Linked DNA regions of Homo sapiens: region 2 is linked to region 1. A link is a loop called in an ENCODE intact Hi-C map of the cell type or tissue named here. Cell type or tissue: PC-3. All regions are shown on one strand.

Evidence for each region. Peaks named below come from ENCODE experiments on the same cell type or tissue, not always from the same donor. Only the 100,000 strongest peaks of a DNase experiment are listed, where the experiment ranks them.
Region 2: a loop joins it to region 1, with 4 times the contacts of the local background. A loop is called at or near these places in 2 of 110 quality-filtered maps.

The regions. Positions count from the first base shown.
Region 1 is chr7:133,832,281-133,837,280 of GRCh38, reverse strand. All of the region lies in intron 11 of EXOC4 (exocyst complex component 4), which reads right to left. Among named protein-coding and RNA genes, the nearest start is that of LRGUK, 290 kb to the left of the region's middle. In PC-3, no CTCF peak of the experiment used is centred here; no DNase peak of the experiment used is centred here.
Region 2 is chr7:133,768,919-133,773,918 of GRCh38, reverse strand. All of the region lies in intron 10 of EXOC4 (exocyst complex component 4), which reads right to left. It overlaps LOC124901749 (a long non-coding RNA gene), which reads right to left. Exons shown (of 2, transcript XR_007060533.1): 2 at 2,431-5,000. Among named protein-coding and RNA genes, the nearest start is that of LRGUK, 360 kb to the left of the region's middle. RefSeq lists an enhancer at 2,429-2,723. In PC-3, no CTCF peak of the experiment used is centred here; a DNase peak (open chromatin) is centred at 2,598; H3K27ac peaks cover 534 bases.

The sequences.
Region 1 (5,000 bases):
GACATGTCACAAGTTAGTAGGAGATCACCAGGATGAACCCTCCTAGAGGACAGTCCTTTTCTTTAAATTTTCGCACTTCCTAATTTTTAGTACTGTCCCTGGCACATAGTAGGCATTCAAAAATTGTTAGTTCAATTGAATTCCAGGCCAAAGTTTTTTCCATTGTACCATGCTTATTCATGTTTAACAATGGATTAATCTTTTTTATCTTCCAAAAGAATAATAAGTCAGATTTCAAATTATGCTTTTACACAGGTATAATTAAATCTTTAAAAGGTGGGATGGCAAAAAAATTAGAGGCTAGAGTGTAACAGACATTTTACAACCTGCAGATGCCAGCAGCAGGCAGCTCCCACCCTACTTCACTCCCACATCCCCCACAGTATAACGGCAATTATATTCCAGGGTGAATAATATAATTATCTAAATGAAACCAGGAAGGGAAAAATAAAGCATCCAACATAAAAGGATTAGCTGCTCAAGGACTTGCGGTTGAGGGAGGCAGGAGGATGGATCCAGGCTGACGATTTCATAAAGTAGCCATCAATTATTTAAATCATTGTGACTTTTCAGACAGCATTCTGGACAGCAAGGGGAAAAAAAAACACTCTGAAATTTTGAAAACCATAAATTAGGAGAGAAATGTGCGTTATTTGGTTTTGGAGTGAAACGTGTTCTGCCTTTAGAGAGAGGAGCAAAAGGAAAGGCAAAGTCACCCTAAGTAGGAGGTGGTTTAAGATGTTACTTTTCGGGAACTTCAGCAGAACAAAATATTTATTTTACAGTACAAGTGTCGGTGCTGTTAAAATCCAATATAAATAAACCATCCAGCACATGAAAGGTTAACAGGTAGAACAAAAATAGAATTGGCCAGAAGGAGAAGGGCCTAGATTCTACTATTGGATCTGCTATTTACCAGATATGTCATCTTAGACAAAGCACTTAATGTGTTGAACTTGACTCCAGCGAAGAAATTAATTTCCAAGGTATACCTTCCAGCCTTAACATTCTATTGAAGTCTAGCCTTTATATGATAGAGAATACCAATGCTAGCTGGGGAAAATTAATAATGTAGGCTAACTATACACAATCAGGCTTTTATTAAAAAGATTTATGACTTAGAATAATTATCCCATGTGTATGAGTTTGGTTAAAACATTGCCTGTCTGCTATATTATATTTCCATCATGTAAGTAAACTAGCCTGTGCCTACATGTCCAGAACCTGAAAGAAATAAGGAAACAGAATTGAAATAAGCATAGAATTTTTGCTACTAATTGAGGTATTTGCATTTGCTAAGCTAGCACTAAGGCAATTAATTATTTCTACCCAGGCACAAGGTCTATAATTGGGTTAGTAATCATGAAGTTAATCTGGTCAATAGTTTCATGAGCCAGTTAGCTTGGTTTTCCCTAGATAAAGCTGGTTGAGAAAGAGTAAAGATAGCTTCCATTCCATTCATTTATGATGATTTCTATAAAATGACTCCATAAAAAGCCGACAATATAAATATATAATCACATAAATATTTAACTAATGCACTTTAGACAAATATATGAACTATAGCATGATTTTTAAAAATATACTTACCCAGGGACTAATTAAAAACATTCACCAACTAAACTATGTGAAAGGAAAATAAATCTTGGGACCCCCAATTCACTAATCTAAAGGGAGAAAGCGAAGCTGGAAACTGCTCAGGGCAAACCTGCCTCCCATTCTATTCAAAGTCATCCCTCTGCTCACTGAGATAGATGCATATCTGACTGCCTCCTTTGGAAAGGCTAATCAGAAACTCAAAAGAATGCAACCCTTTGTCTCTTATCTACCTATGAACACAAAGCCCCGTCCCACTTCGAACTGTCCCACCTTTCTGGACCAAACCAATGTACATCTTACATGTATTGACGTTGCATGTGTCCTTAATGTATAAAACAAGGCTGCACCCCGACCACCTTGGGCACATGTTGTCAGAATCTCCTGAGGCTGCGTCATGGGCACACATTCTTAAATTTGGCAAAATAAACTTCCTAGATTTACTGAGACCTGTCTCAGATATTTGGGCTTCATGACTATAACATAAATTATAACTTATCTCTGACTTTTTTATTTTTCGCTGTATTAGTTCATTTTCACACTGCTGATAAAGGCATACCCAAGACTGGGAAATTCATACAGGAAAGAGGTTTAATGGATTTACAGTTCCACATGGCTGGGGAGGCCTCACAATCATGGCAGAAGGCAAGGAGGTGCAAGTCACATCTTACATGGATGGCAGCAGGCAAAAAAAGAGAGCTTGTGCAGGGAGATTCCCATTTCTAAAACCATCAGATCTCGTGAGACTCATTCACTATCATGAGTACAGTGCAGGAAAGACCCCCCCAACCCATAATTCAATCACCTCCCACTGGTTTCCTTCCACAACAGGTGGGAATTGTGGGAGTTACAATTCAAGATGAGATTTGGGTGGGGACACGGCCAAACTATATCATTCACTTAAAGAGAAATCTTAAATTTCCTATTATTTATGTTCTATGTATCAAAACACTTCTATCACTTGCTGTTTACAAATTTCTTGTCATGCTGGCTGTTGGAGAAAGTTCTTTCTGCACTTATACTTTGGCGCCTCTGCTCATACTCCTTCCACCCTATTAATTCTTGTTAGGAATAACGCTCAAAATCCTAACGAAATTGAACACTGGAACAAAGGATTCTTAGAAAAACAATTTTACTTCTGCGCAGAGGGGTGCCTCCTTGGCCAGTTGCCATGAGAGCACACCTGAACAAAGGGGTACGAGAGTCTTTATTCCTGATGCAAGTCCTGCCCCATACCCTTTCCTCATTGGCCAGGGTAAGGTTGTACAATCTAAACTAATCCCGGTTGGCTAAACATTTGATTTTTTTAAGATAAGGTGGGCACTTAAAAGGAAGTGGAGAGGAAGGGGAAGGGGTGTCTGTAATGAGCTAGAAAATTAGTCCTCTTTCCAAATAAGGTAAGGAATGTGAGCCAGTACTGATAATGTCTGGTACTGTGGCATGCCTGGGTATCTAACAAAGGCAAAAAGGAAAAAAAGGAGAAAAAGGGAAAAGGGGTGGAGAGTATTATGAATTAAAGAATAAAAGATTGATCAGATTATTTGAAGAGAAACCTCATCATATCCCACAATTCTGCTTCAAATAAGGACAGCTTTTTAATCTAGTCAAGCCTCTGAGATTATATTATATCTTACTAATATGCAGGGGTCACTGTGCATTCAAGGGGGGTGTGCTTGGTACCCCTTCCTGTGTGTTCCATCTGCTAGGCGGTAAACATACTTCTCTTTCTCTATTCTACCTTCTTCACCAATAACTGGTATATAAGTGAGGTTCTAACTGGCCCAGCTGAATCAGCCACCTAATATTGAAAGTTGTGCAAGGGCCAGGTACGGTGACTTGCATCTATAAATCCAACATGTTGGGAGGCCGAGGCAAGCTGATCGCTTGAGCCCAGGAGTTTGAGACCAGCATGGCCAACATGGCAAAACCCTGTCTCTACAAAAAATACAAAAAAATTAGGTGGGTGTGGTAGCACATGCCTGTGGTCCCAGCTACCTGGGAGGCTGAGTTGGGAGGATCATCTGAGTCCAGAAGATCAAGGCTGCAGTGAGCCATGACTGTACTACTGCTCTCCAGCCTGGGTGACAGAGTGAGACCCTGTTTCAAAAACCAACCAACCAACCAAACAAAAGTGTGCAAGCTGGAAGCAAGAGGCCTCTAAAAGGCCACCTGGTCAAAGCCATCTCTTCCCAGAAGCTTAACAAAAACAACTCCTAGTTAGCTCTTGACAAAGGAAGATTTCATTTACTATTTGGTACACTCCTTCGGGTTTAGCTCCCTCTATAAGAAATATCTGGGAGGAACCCCAAATCCCAGAAAAAAATGACTTGTTGCTATCTCTAAATGACTTGGTAAAATAACTATATTTGTTCTTTTGTCTTATTAATCAATTCCAGGTTTCCAGATACCTAAACATCCCTAGGCCTTTTTTTTTTTTCCTTCTCAGGGACTGATTATTCACCTTTACGTGAAATTTCTCTCCTATTATTTGAGTTGGAAGAAGAAAAATCATTGTGTTAAGTTTTGCAGAGTCTACCACCTGCCTTGTGGTCTTTGCTAGAGCTTTAACAGTGTGTCTACAGCAAGTTAGGTTGGTTTGGGGTGTGTATGTGTGTGTGCATGTGTGTGCATATGTGTGTGTTAAGGGAGTGTTTTTCCTGGAAAGAACTGCTAAATATTATATTTTCTATAGGAGAGCCTAAGAATGATTTAAGTATTTTTACTTTTGCCTTTTTCTTATGTAGATTCAACAGTTTACATGTTATATTTATAGTTTTATGAAAGCACTTACCATTGTGATATACTTGTTTACTTGTAAATCTGCCCCTACCACCACCACAAGCCCACTGACCCCTACAATTTCAATACATAAAAAAACCAACTGATTTGAAAGCTTATATCCTCACAAAACTAAACATAAGTGTTTATAACAGCTTTATTCATAATAACTCTAAATGGAAGCAACCAAGATGTCCTTCAATATGTGAATGTATTTTAGAAACAGTGGTTTATCAATACAATGGAATATTATTCAATGATAAGAAGAAATGAGTTATCAAGTCGTGAAAAGCCATGAATGAATCTTAAGCATATTGCTGAGTGTAAGAAGCCAGTCTGAAAAAGCTACTTCTTGTATGATTCCAATGATACAAATTCTGGAAAAGGTAAAACTATAGAGACAGTTAAAAAATCAGTGACAGCCAGAGTCTTAAAAAGAGAGAAATGTTGAATAGGTGAAGCATGGGAATTTTTTAGGGTAGTAAAAACCATTCTGTGTGATATCATCATGGTAGACACACAACATTTTGCATTGTCAAAACTCACAGAACTTTAAAGCACAAAGAATGAACATTAATGTATGCAAATTAAAAACATCATTTGGGATATCATGGAATCCTAGGATT
Region 2 (5,000 bases), 63 kb after region 1:
TGAGGGGATTAAAACCACTACCACCATAAAATAAAACGAAACAAATCTCAAACATGTCTTCTACTGGTAGCAGACAGCAGGCTTATCTTCACAGACAATAGCAGCTATCTACTATATAATCCATTTAGATTAGAAGGGTTGTAGCCCGGGTGGTGACAGTGGGTGCTGGATAGCTTTGTGCATGAATGAGTACATAAGTGCAAGGAAAGAAGTGCCAGTGCATCCAAAAATTTATATTATCAGTTCACTGATGATATTTCAACCCCCAACATGTGAAAGTTAATTAGAACCCACAAAAAGTACCCAGATATTTTAGCAGCTGTTAAAGCTAGCATATTTTGGGTATGGTATGATCTGCTCTGATAGAGCCAGGCACTCTAAAACCTGGCTGTTTTTCACAATTGTCCAGGGAGCTCAAAAAGAAAAATAATAATAATAATAATAATAATAATAAAAACCTAGTAAATACACAGATTAACAGACTCTTCTCCACACTTCTTGTACTAAAGGTTTTCTTTCAAGGGGAATTGACAGAAGGGCATTAAGTGGGTCAGGGAGCGAGAATCTGTACTTTTAAAACATTCTCCAGGTAATTCTTCCTCTGGCATGTTTGGGAAGCATGTTTGGGAAGCACTGTCCTAGAGACACCAGTTATGATAACTTGGGTTGAAAAAGCTTGAATTTCAGCACATGGCTTGAGTGGGCATGTCTCTAAAATAAGAAACAAATGTACTGGGTGGCCCATAAAATAGTATGGTTTTCAATCACAAAGGCACTGAGAGCCTTCTTATGTCCCTTAGGAGGCACTTACAAGCTCCAGGCATGCTCTGGGATGAAAGCAATGACCTAGGGACACCTAAGGATAAAAGCAATCAGAAGGCAACGTAAGGTTGCTTGGAGTCTTACTGAAGGCTTTGGAGTGGCTTCCCCACTGACGCTCACTGTAATTCTATGAGGTACATATTATTCCTATGTCCATTTTACAGACTAGGACTCTCAAGCTCAGAAACATCCAGGGCTTAGCCCAAAGTTACTCAGGTAATGTCACTAGGTAGTGCTCTTAAGGGGAAAGAGTAACAGCGTAGAACTCAGGAGAATGGAATTGCAAGTCAGGCTTGCCCAGAAACTGCACAATCTTGGCAAATTACTTTAGCATTCTGAGACTCAAATGTCCTTGTTTGCAGACCAAAATGATTGGACTAGAGAATTTCTGAGAATGCTTAAAATGTTAACATCTATGATTTCAACATGGTTTCTACCTCATGGCTTAGTTTTTAAGAAATATTATACTTTATGGTCATGTTATAATGATGTTTGATAAAAGGAAGCATGAAAAATTTAGGTTAAGTACTACTGCAGGAATTATTCAAATTTAAGGTTTTTTTTTTTTTTATACTTTAAGTTTTAGGGTACATGTGCACATTGTGCAGGTTAGTTACATATGTATACATGTGCCGTGCTGGTGCACATGTGAGAATAGATGACTTTAGTTAATGCATTGCAAGTTCTATTTTAGAAAAGAGGGAAGCCTGCTAGTTTGAATTTAATGGTGTGAAAGATTCTTTGTGTTCTAATGCATAAGTTGCAATGACAAGTGGCATCTTCCACTTAAGACCAGGTGTTAGACTGCTGTGTGAGATGTTCCTAAATATTACCAGGGCTGCAGTAACATCTCTGTCTGCAAAATGCATGCCCAGACCAGCCTGGAATGCAGAGTACATACTAAGTAGGAAACATAAATGTGCAGAACGGCTGTATAATTGTTGAACTCGTGCCTCATATATTCACAGTTAATTTTGGCAACCGATTTCAGTTACGGGAAGGGGGAATATGAGGAGGGGGTGACTTCTCCTGTCCTTCAACTTCCCAGAAATGTATTAGAAATGACAGCCTATGATTGCTGCAGACAGTATCTAATTAACTGTCATTATAAAACACATGTCAGAGCCTGGGGCCTATGAGGGATCTGATGTCTAATTTCTTTCCAGAATAATAAGAGTCTCCTTTGAAACAAGCTGGTGAATGAATTTTGTTGTCTTATTAATCAACTGATTTCAATCTGACCCCCTGTTTCCCTCCCATACCTCATTCTTTCCTGCTGCATACCCTCCCCTAACTACTTTGGAACTCATATTTTAGACAAGTGATGGATTTAAAACAACTTCTTGTCATCTTCTGCCGAGGCAATCTCAATAAAGAGCGACTGTAGCAATATGATATGGAAATGGAAGCTGTTTGTAAAAACTATTAACTCAATAATGAAACAATTATTCCTAAACAACCATGAAAATTACTTACAAGCCTTATTTTCTCTCATTTTGCCATACCACGGATTGCAATTCTATTTTCATTCCTATTAATTAGAACAAAGAATTTAATCCTTTTCTCCTTCTATTATGCAAAAACAAGCATGGTTATTAGAGAGCTATCTACTTTCCAATTAATTTTATTTAGGAATGAGTTGCAGAGACTGAATCATTACTGATGTCCTCTAACTAGGGGGTTAAGATGAAATGAGGCCTGAATCAACACAGAAAGTAAGCAATGTCCTTCAATTCATTTTTTCTTTCACAAGATGACTCATCAGCTTCTCCAAATGGATCCATGACACACTGCAACAAAGCAAGGTACAACAGCAAATGAGGCTGAAGGAAATCAGAAAAGAGCCTGTCAGTTGATAGAAAAAGAATGCATTCTCCTGTGACATGGGAGGCCTTCCATAATCTGGTGCCAACTTGCCTTTCCAGTCCTGTCTTCCATGTATACCCTCCCCAGATTCTCTATAAGTCTATATCTTTGGCTGTAACTTCAGTTCTGCCTAGGCTGCCAAAACAACTTTGGTAAATTCCAGTTTCACTGCCTGCAGCCTCTTCTGTGAATCTTTAACTCAATCATGGGAAGTAAATCATTCCTTTTGCTGGGCTACAACATGTCCATTCATGTATGGCCACAATCCCTTCTGCTAAACTCTTAGGACCAGATATATTTCAGAATTCAAAAAGTTCAGATTTTAGAAAGGTTTTCAGGGCATTTACTATGTATTATGCAACAATGCCAGGAGAGCTTAGGGTAGCACCTCATAATCAAACACATGTATGAAAAATTATATTAAGAGGTACAAACAAAGGCTATATATAATGTGGCCTCATATGAATTCAGGAATTAGGCTAAATGAGTCTACATATTTTAAAAATTTCATTTCTCAGAGCATTTTGGAATTTGGAATTGTGGATAATGGATTATGTACAATTTGTAAGTTTCCCCAGCTAGATATGACCTCCTCAAGGTCGGGACATATACATATGTATATGTATGTTTACCCTGATGCCTGATACAATGTCTGGCTTACTATTAGCAAAAGCACACTTGCTGAATACAAATCTGATTAAGTGTGCATTGGCTAAAGCTTACTTTCAATGTTTACAAACAAAACCACCAATAAGCTAGTTAAGTGTTATCATAAGACATCAAATTATGGTTTACAGCAACAACTGTCATGTCTTTTTTAACGATCACAGAAGGATAAAAAGAAGGAGGTGTAGCCTAGCATTTAAGAGCATGGGCTCTGGAATCACACAGGCCTGGGTATGAATCCAGGACTGTTAGCTGTAGGCTAATGGGCAAGTTGCTTAATTTCTTGTGCCTTAGCTTCCTCACAATAACCTGGATAACACTCTAGCATCTACCTGAGAGAACTATTGTACAGGTAAAGTGGGTAATACAAGCTAAATGCTTAGCACGAGTTAAGTGATAAAATGTAATAGTTAACTAATATTATGATTATAAAATGATTATGAGAACATTTATGACATTACTGAAATAGCTATGGGGGATCAAAGTGACATTCCACATGTATAGATGGCTACACATGTTGATTTTGGCAAGTTTATTGAAGCAATGATCTACTCTTTCCTAATACATAATTTGATTACTTTCATGATGTTTCAGCTTGGCAGAGGCTGACATTTAAAAACAGCAGATGAGGCTAGCAAAACCGAGGCACTTGCTATAACTACACAGAAAATGATTCTGATTCAGGAAAAAGGATGGGAAATAGAACTGGAGTGTGAGGCTCCCTGTGGTGATTGCTAATAGCCTCCAAACCTGGAAGCTAATTCTCAACAAAAATTGGCTCCTTTGGATATTAAACATTCATGATAAAGGGAATAAGGAAAAAAGTTCAAAACTGTTTTAGATTTGCTTTGTTATCTAGGAAACAAGATTGACATACTGCATTTAGAGCTTTTTTTCCCTCACTAGAAAATAACCAAAAGTTTCTCTCAAGTCAGTCTTTTTTTTTCTTAAATGTTAACTATTCCCTTCAATTGTTAATAAAAAGAATAATAAGAAGAAATCATTTGTCCTTCTGTGTGCTACATGGCTCAAGGCACAGCGTGTTCAGACAGACCTTAGAATTGGAATAAAAACCAAACACAACCCCAGGACAGAAAGATTTGATGGATCAAAAACATGTCTGTTCAAAGTCTCTGAGAAAAATGGTGCATTAATTGGGAATGAAACTTTCCACTTTAGTAGCCTAACCACTGGGTAGGTGGTTGGCAAATTCAGCTGCTATGAAACACCAACATTTGCCTTCTTTGGCAATGAAAGCCCAGCTTTCAACACTTAAAAAAAAAACAATCTATGTATTTTTATTTTTTATTTTACTTTAAGTTCCGGATACAAGTACAGAATGTGTGGGTTTGTTACACAGGCATACGTGTGCCATGGTGGAAACCAACTTATTTGTAAATGACTATGCACCAGGATTGAGTAGCCTCTTTACCTGCATTTGCACGTGCAATTCTCACAATGTTTTGTGATAAACACTCAATGAAGATATGGAAAGTCATGTTCAGAGAAGTTAACCGGCCCAAGTATCAGACATCCAAGCGTATGTGATTTGCACGTTAACGGCACATAGGACATCCTTCCCTCTGTCTTCATCTGCCTAATTTCTCATTCATTCTGAAAGACTCAGTTTAAGTGTCGTGGCCTCT